Linked DNA regions of Homo sapiens: region 2 is linked to region 1. The links are chromatin loops, found by intact Hi-C in ENCODE. Cell type or tissue: A673. All regions are shown on one strand. Links, peaks and the distances in the headings refer to the core of each region. The heading gives the core; the rest is flanking DNA.

Evidence for each region. Peaks named below come from ENCODE experiments on the same cell type or tissue, not always from the same donor. Only the 100,000 strongest peaks of a DNase experiment are listed, where the experiment ranks them.
Region 2: a loop joins it to region 1, with 3 times the contacts of the local background. A loop is called at or near these places in 1 of 110 quality-filtered maps.

Annotation. Positions count from the first base shown.
Region 1 is chr1:98,450,761-98,453,685 of GRCh38, forward strand. No RefSeq gene overlaps it. Among named protein-coding and RNA genes, the nearest start is that of SNX7-DT, 210 kb to the right of the region's middle. In A673, for the core only: no CTCF peak of the experiment used is centred there; DNase peaks (open chromatin) are centred at 1,571 and 2,031; H3K4me3 peaks cover 1,574 bases; H3K27ac peaks cover 2,500 bases.
Region 2 is chr1:97,905,518-97,908,442 of GRCh38, forward strand. The region is part of intron 1 of DPYD (dihydropyrimidine dehydrogenase); the gene reads right to left. Among named protein-coding and RNA genes, the nearest start is that of DPYD, 14 kb to the right of the region's middle. In A673, for the core only: no CTCF peak of the experiment used is centred there; a DNase peak (open chromatin) is centred at 1,554; H3K4me3 peaks cover 1,062 bases; H3K27ac peaks cover 1,571 bases.

The DNA.
Region 1 (2,925 bases), core at 255-2,754:
AGAAAAAAATAAAACAACAACAACAAAGAATCCCTACTCTTAAGGGAAGTGGAAGACAATGACTGTTAAGGATATCAAACTGGTAGCAAATTTTATGTCCAGATTCCTCCTGCTGCCATTGTATTGTTGTTGAAATAAATATTGGCTACTGAAGCCTTATGAAAGTACATAAGTAGCCACATAAATCTGGCTATGACTATGTAATCCATCTCTTTCTTTTTTTGTTGTTGAGATAGAGTCTCACTCTCTCACCCCAGCTGAAGTGCAATGGCTCAATCTCAGCTCACTGCAACCTCAGCCTCCCGGATTCAAGCTATTCTTGTACCTCAGCCTCCTGAATAGCTAGCATTCCAGGTTTCTGCCACCACATCCAGCTAATTTTTGTATTTTTGGTAGCGGTGGGGTTTCACCATGTTGCCCAGGCTGGTCTTGAACTCCTGACCTCCAGTGATCTGCTCATCTCAGCCTCCCAGTAATCCATCTCTTTATAGAGAAAGAAATAGTCCTCCAGGAGCAGCACAAATATTCTGCCTTTAATATCTTCAGATTTTTGTAGAATATGTTAGTAACAAATTTGAAAACGGTTCTGTAACTATATTTAAAGTTTGAAATTGCACCCACTTTTGTTTCATTTCCCAGTAGTTGCTGTGCAGATAGTTCCATTATTTCTCAAGTTATAAGGTAATTTTACTGGAAAAATTTCTAAACACTTCATTGACACAAGCTAAAAACTGCACTTTGCTTACAACCAACTGAAGCAACATTTTTATCATCAAAACCCATTATTTCTTTATTTCCTAAAACCTTGAAAGAAATCAGAATATATATTTTCTCTCTGAATATAAAACTTTTTTTCCTTTAGGTATACATATAATGTTTGTGTCTGACTTTTCCAGCAGAACATTCCAATTGCAGTACCCAAACCAAGAAGAGAGATAGATTATGTAATTTCTTATCTCTATTGCACGAGCACTACATACCCGAGCCGAAGCGTAAAATAACAAGTTGAAAATATTATATATGTGGCGCATTTAGTAAATAGAAACTTCATCTTCTGGAACCATTTGTGTTTTTATGGAAATAAAATTGAAAAAGAAGACTAGATTTTTCACAATGTTACTAATATGGAAATATCACGTTGGTAAAGCTGGAGAGAAAAATGTTATTGTTTTCAATATCTCAAATTTGCTAGCTGTCTGTTATGTGCTTTTACACCACCAGTATAAAAGACTTGGCAAAAACCATTTTTAAAAATAACCTGTTTAGATTTAGATAGTTTTACACTGTGAACCCTGGAGATTCTTCTGGTACAAATAGCTTCCCTAGGAACAATGTTTTTATAGAACCTCTCACACTTTCCACTTTTTTTCTTTGTCCAGGTTATTTTTTTTTAACTCTTTCCTTTTTTTTTTTCTGATTAGCTTATAGCTCTGTAATTCCAGCTGTTTCATTCTGTAACTCTAAAACCCTATCGCTGGGGAGTTCTGTGTAATTGCCTATAATATGTACCACATTATCCATTTCAGGAACTGTGCTGAAAGACAGCAGCAATAAGGGGGTTTCTAAAGGCAGTCTGGCTTACGCTAATGGACCTAACAGGAAGGAAATGCAATTTGAAAGAAGCTGATGCATATGTTCTATTGCTGAATATAATGTTTGATTTAATTATTAACTGTCAGTGATGGAGAGGCAGATCCTGTTCAGCTCTACTTAGAGTGCAATGCTTTGCATTCAAAGAAAATAAATGACAAAAGTTTTGTCTTTCAATCTATAACTTAACAATAGGAAATGATATTTCTTTCTACCAAGAAATCATAGTTTTCTGAATTACCTTTATTTTAGACATAAATTGGGCAATGCTTTATTTTTTTAACCCCTGTTTTAAAAATTTCTGGCTATTATTTTCTTTGCTTTTGGATTTCTTTTCTTTTTTGCTGGTAGCAAACATGAAAACTTCCTTTGACAAGTAGTTTTGAGTTAAAGTCAGTCTTGGATTGAGTAACTTTCTAAATCCCTTTCCTGTTGAGGGTTCTCTCATGTGTTGACTGGCAGTGGACATTTCAGTGAGGAGGGCTGAAATGCGTAGCCGTCTTTGTCTTCTTTTTCTCAGAATGAGTTATTTGGCAATGAGCTTCTGTCCATTTCTTTTAATTGGCATTTTGTGACTTCCAGTAAGGCTCTCCCCTACTTTAAAAACCCATAATTGTATGTGAAAGACAGAGGGCAAGATGTAAAGAACAGATTCACTAGAAAGCAAATATGTTCATGCCTCTTCTTAGTTACTTTATTCCTACATTGATAGAAAATGACTTAATATATACAAAGAAATGGGTATCAGCCCACTGAATTTGCAAGGGAGCTGAATGAACAAAATGCTCTGCTGGGTCAGTCAGCTGGAAAAAAGTGGTTTAGTACTGTGTGTAAACAGAATAATGAAGCTATGTAATTTTAATTGTGCATTTTATATCTATCTGGTGAGATTATTATCTTTGACACTAGCCTAGGCAGATACATAACTGGGGCTGAAATTAAACAATAATGATGATATTTGGAGTTCATCCAAAATGCTCTCTATTGTTTACGTGAGTGGCTTCAACATCATTATTTGATCCATAATTTCTCATTTTTTATTACACATATGTTCTTCATATAATAGCACACAACATCAACTCAGTGGGAGGCATTTTTCTTTATGATTTCAAAAGGAATTGTTTATTTTTGTCATGACGATAATAGAAAGCAATGAAGCTTCCTGGAAATACAATACCACAATTCAAATATCTAATTGATTTTAGACAGATTAAAGAAAAATATAGGGTCAATCTGTGTTTTTGTTTTCTCAAACAGCATAAACGTCTTATTTCAGACTTTCCTTTCTTATTTTTGGCTAAGGGATTCACAACTTTAGTTATGAAGGACTGGAAT
Region 2 (2,925 bases), core at 194-2,693, 550 kb before region 1:
TTTCTTTTTCCAAATTTCCCAACAAATAAAGATTCTGTCCTGTCAGCTGCCAAAGTGGCCGGCAAAGGACAAAACTGGTCATTTGACATGATGTAGAGAAGTGATTGATGATATCTCATCAGCTCCCTCCACTGCAACCATCTGGCCTGTGGATTAGACGCCATTCATACCTTGCTTCATTTACACATGTGAAGGACTCCTTGAAGAACCGAATATTAAACATCTTATTGAGAAACTCAGTGAATACATACGGTCAGGAAAAATGAGGTAACTTTTGAAGGACTTCCCACTTCTATACCTCTATGATTCCTAATTTTCATGTCATGTATTTTAATGTCTGAATAAACAGCAATGTAAAACTGAGCTCATATTCATAGATTTTAGTTTCCAGTTCACTACTGACTTTAATCAAACCATTTAACCTTTCTATGTCCTTGGTTTCACCATTTCTGAAACGGATACATCTTTTTAAGACTGGAAACATGTTCTTAAGTAGGGAACAAGAAAAAAAAATGCTCTGAGTGCATAGATCCATGATGATCCCTATTAATTCTAACTCTGCCAGCTCCTATACTTACACCTGCCTCACACCTGACCCATTTCAGCCAGGACAGCCTTCCTTCACCTGTCCTTGGAAAATGATCACCTAATTCATTTTCTGGCCCCTAAATTACTGGATATTGAGGTGAAGGTGAAGGGAAACTGTAACAAAACTTATATGAATTTCTTTATCATTTATTAAATATAATCTAAATAATGGTGTAAAACTAAATTATTAAGTTGCATGAATGTGAATTTATAACATGCTTATTTTAACTCTTACACCATAATTCTGAACCATCATCCCCAAGTACTTATGACTTTCTGTCTTGATATATAATTATTGGTGAAATTGCCTCATCTTCTGTTCTGTATCAAAAGCACATTTAGAGGAGATGCATTTATCTTTCTAACCAGACTCTAAGTGGTACTTAATATAGTTCCCAAGATACAGCAAGTACTTAAAAATTACTTATAAAATTGAACTATGGAATAATATGTTTTGTTGGTAACTTAAGCTTTCGAAAAATGTATACAGGAGTCCACCCTAATCCACGGGGATATGTTCCAAGACTCCCCCAGTGGATGTCTGAAACTGCAGATAGTATTGAACCCTACATATATATTTGTTTTCAATGCTTTTTCCGTTGTAACTGAGCACTTCTCATGAACTGTAACTTTTACAGCCTGTGGTGCAACTGCAAAACTTGCAAGAATTTCTTTTTCCTTCTTCACAGCTTCAGGGACAGAAGATTCATTCTTACCATAGATCTTAGCAATCTCAGTATCTTTCCTTAAGTAAAGAATTTTCACATTTTCACTTGAGGAAGCACTTTACTGCTTCTCTTTGGCATATATGAATTGTCTCCATCACTACTGTTGCACTCTAGAGCCATTATTAAGTAAAATATGCGTTTCTTGAATACAAAGGACTCCAATATTGCCACAGTCATCTGAGAACTAGCATGGTTACTAAGTGACTAGCAGGCAGGGAGCTTAGAAAGTGTGGAGACCCTGGCTGGACAAAGCGATGAGTCATGGGCTGGGCAGGAAGGAGCGGAACAATGAAAGATTTCATCACATTACCCAAAATCGTGCAATTTAAAACTTATGAATTATTTATTTCTGGAATTTCACATTTAATATTTTCAGACCTAAAACTACAAAAAGCAAAAATTGGATGAAGGGGAACTGCTGTGTTTAATTTTTAGTGTGGGTTTTAAAAAATTATCTACCTGGTTCTTTTCCATATTTGATAACAAACATCTTTTCCCTTCATATAAGGACTGTGCATATCTGGAAGTTAAGCAACTTCATGATAGTAACAGCTTACATTTGCATTTGTTCTTAACTTATTTCTTCCAAACAACAACATTATAAGATAAGCAGAACAAGGATCACGATCTCGATTTTATAGATGGGGAAATTAGCTTAAGTTCACAAAGCTCAAAAGTGCCAGAACCAGGACTTTAATAGCATATTTAGGATTCTTCATATTTAGGAATAGTCAACCCCAATTACTTCCTTCAACTACAAAAATTTGAATTTAATAAATACTGTCTCTTACAAATGTTAGTTATCCCCAGTCTCATTTATTCCTAATATCAAAGTATCTGAGGTCCTCCCCTGCTTCCTCCTCCCTCCCTTCCTTACGTTCTTTGTCCTTCCTCTTTCCTTCCTTCCTTTCTTCCTTCCACAAATATCCCAGCTCCTTTGCAGTTCACATCAAAATTTGTATTCATTTTCTTGGGCTGCCATTAAAAAAATTACACAAACTTAGTGGCTTAAAACAGAAATTTACTGCCTCACTCATTCTCAAGTCTAGAAGTCTAAAGTAAAGGTGTCAACCTTGTCATATTCCCTCTGAAATCTGTAGGGGAGAATTCTTTGTTGTCTCTTCTAGGTTCTGGCAATCCTTGTTATCCTCTGGCTGGTTGATGCATCACTCCAATCACTGTCTGCATAGTCATAAGGCTATCTTTTCATTTTTTTCCCCTTTCTTTTTGGAGACAAGGCGTCACTCTGTTGCCCAAGCTGGAGTGCAGTGGTGTAATCATGGCTTACTGCAGCTTCCATCTCTCAGGCTCAAGCAATCCTCCCGCCTCAGCCTCCCAAGTAGCTAGGATTACAGGCACACACCAGCACACCAATCTAATTTTGGTATGTGTTGTAGAGATGGGGTTTTGCCCTATTGCCCGGGCTGGTCTTGAACTCCTGAGTTCAAACAATCCACACCACTTGGCCTCCCAAAGTGCTGGGATTACAGGCGTAAGTCATCGTACCTGGCCTGGCTGTCCTTTCTTATGTATCTTCCCATCATATTTCCTCTGTGTTCTACTCCCTATAACTCAGTGCTTCTGTCATCTACCAACCCCAGGGGGTTGC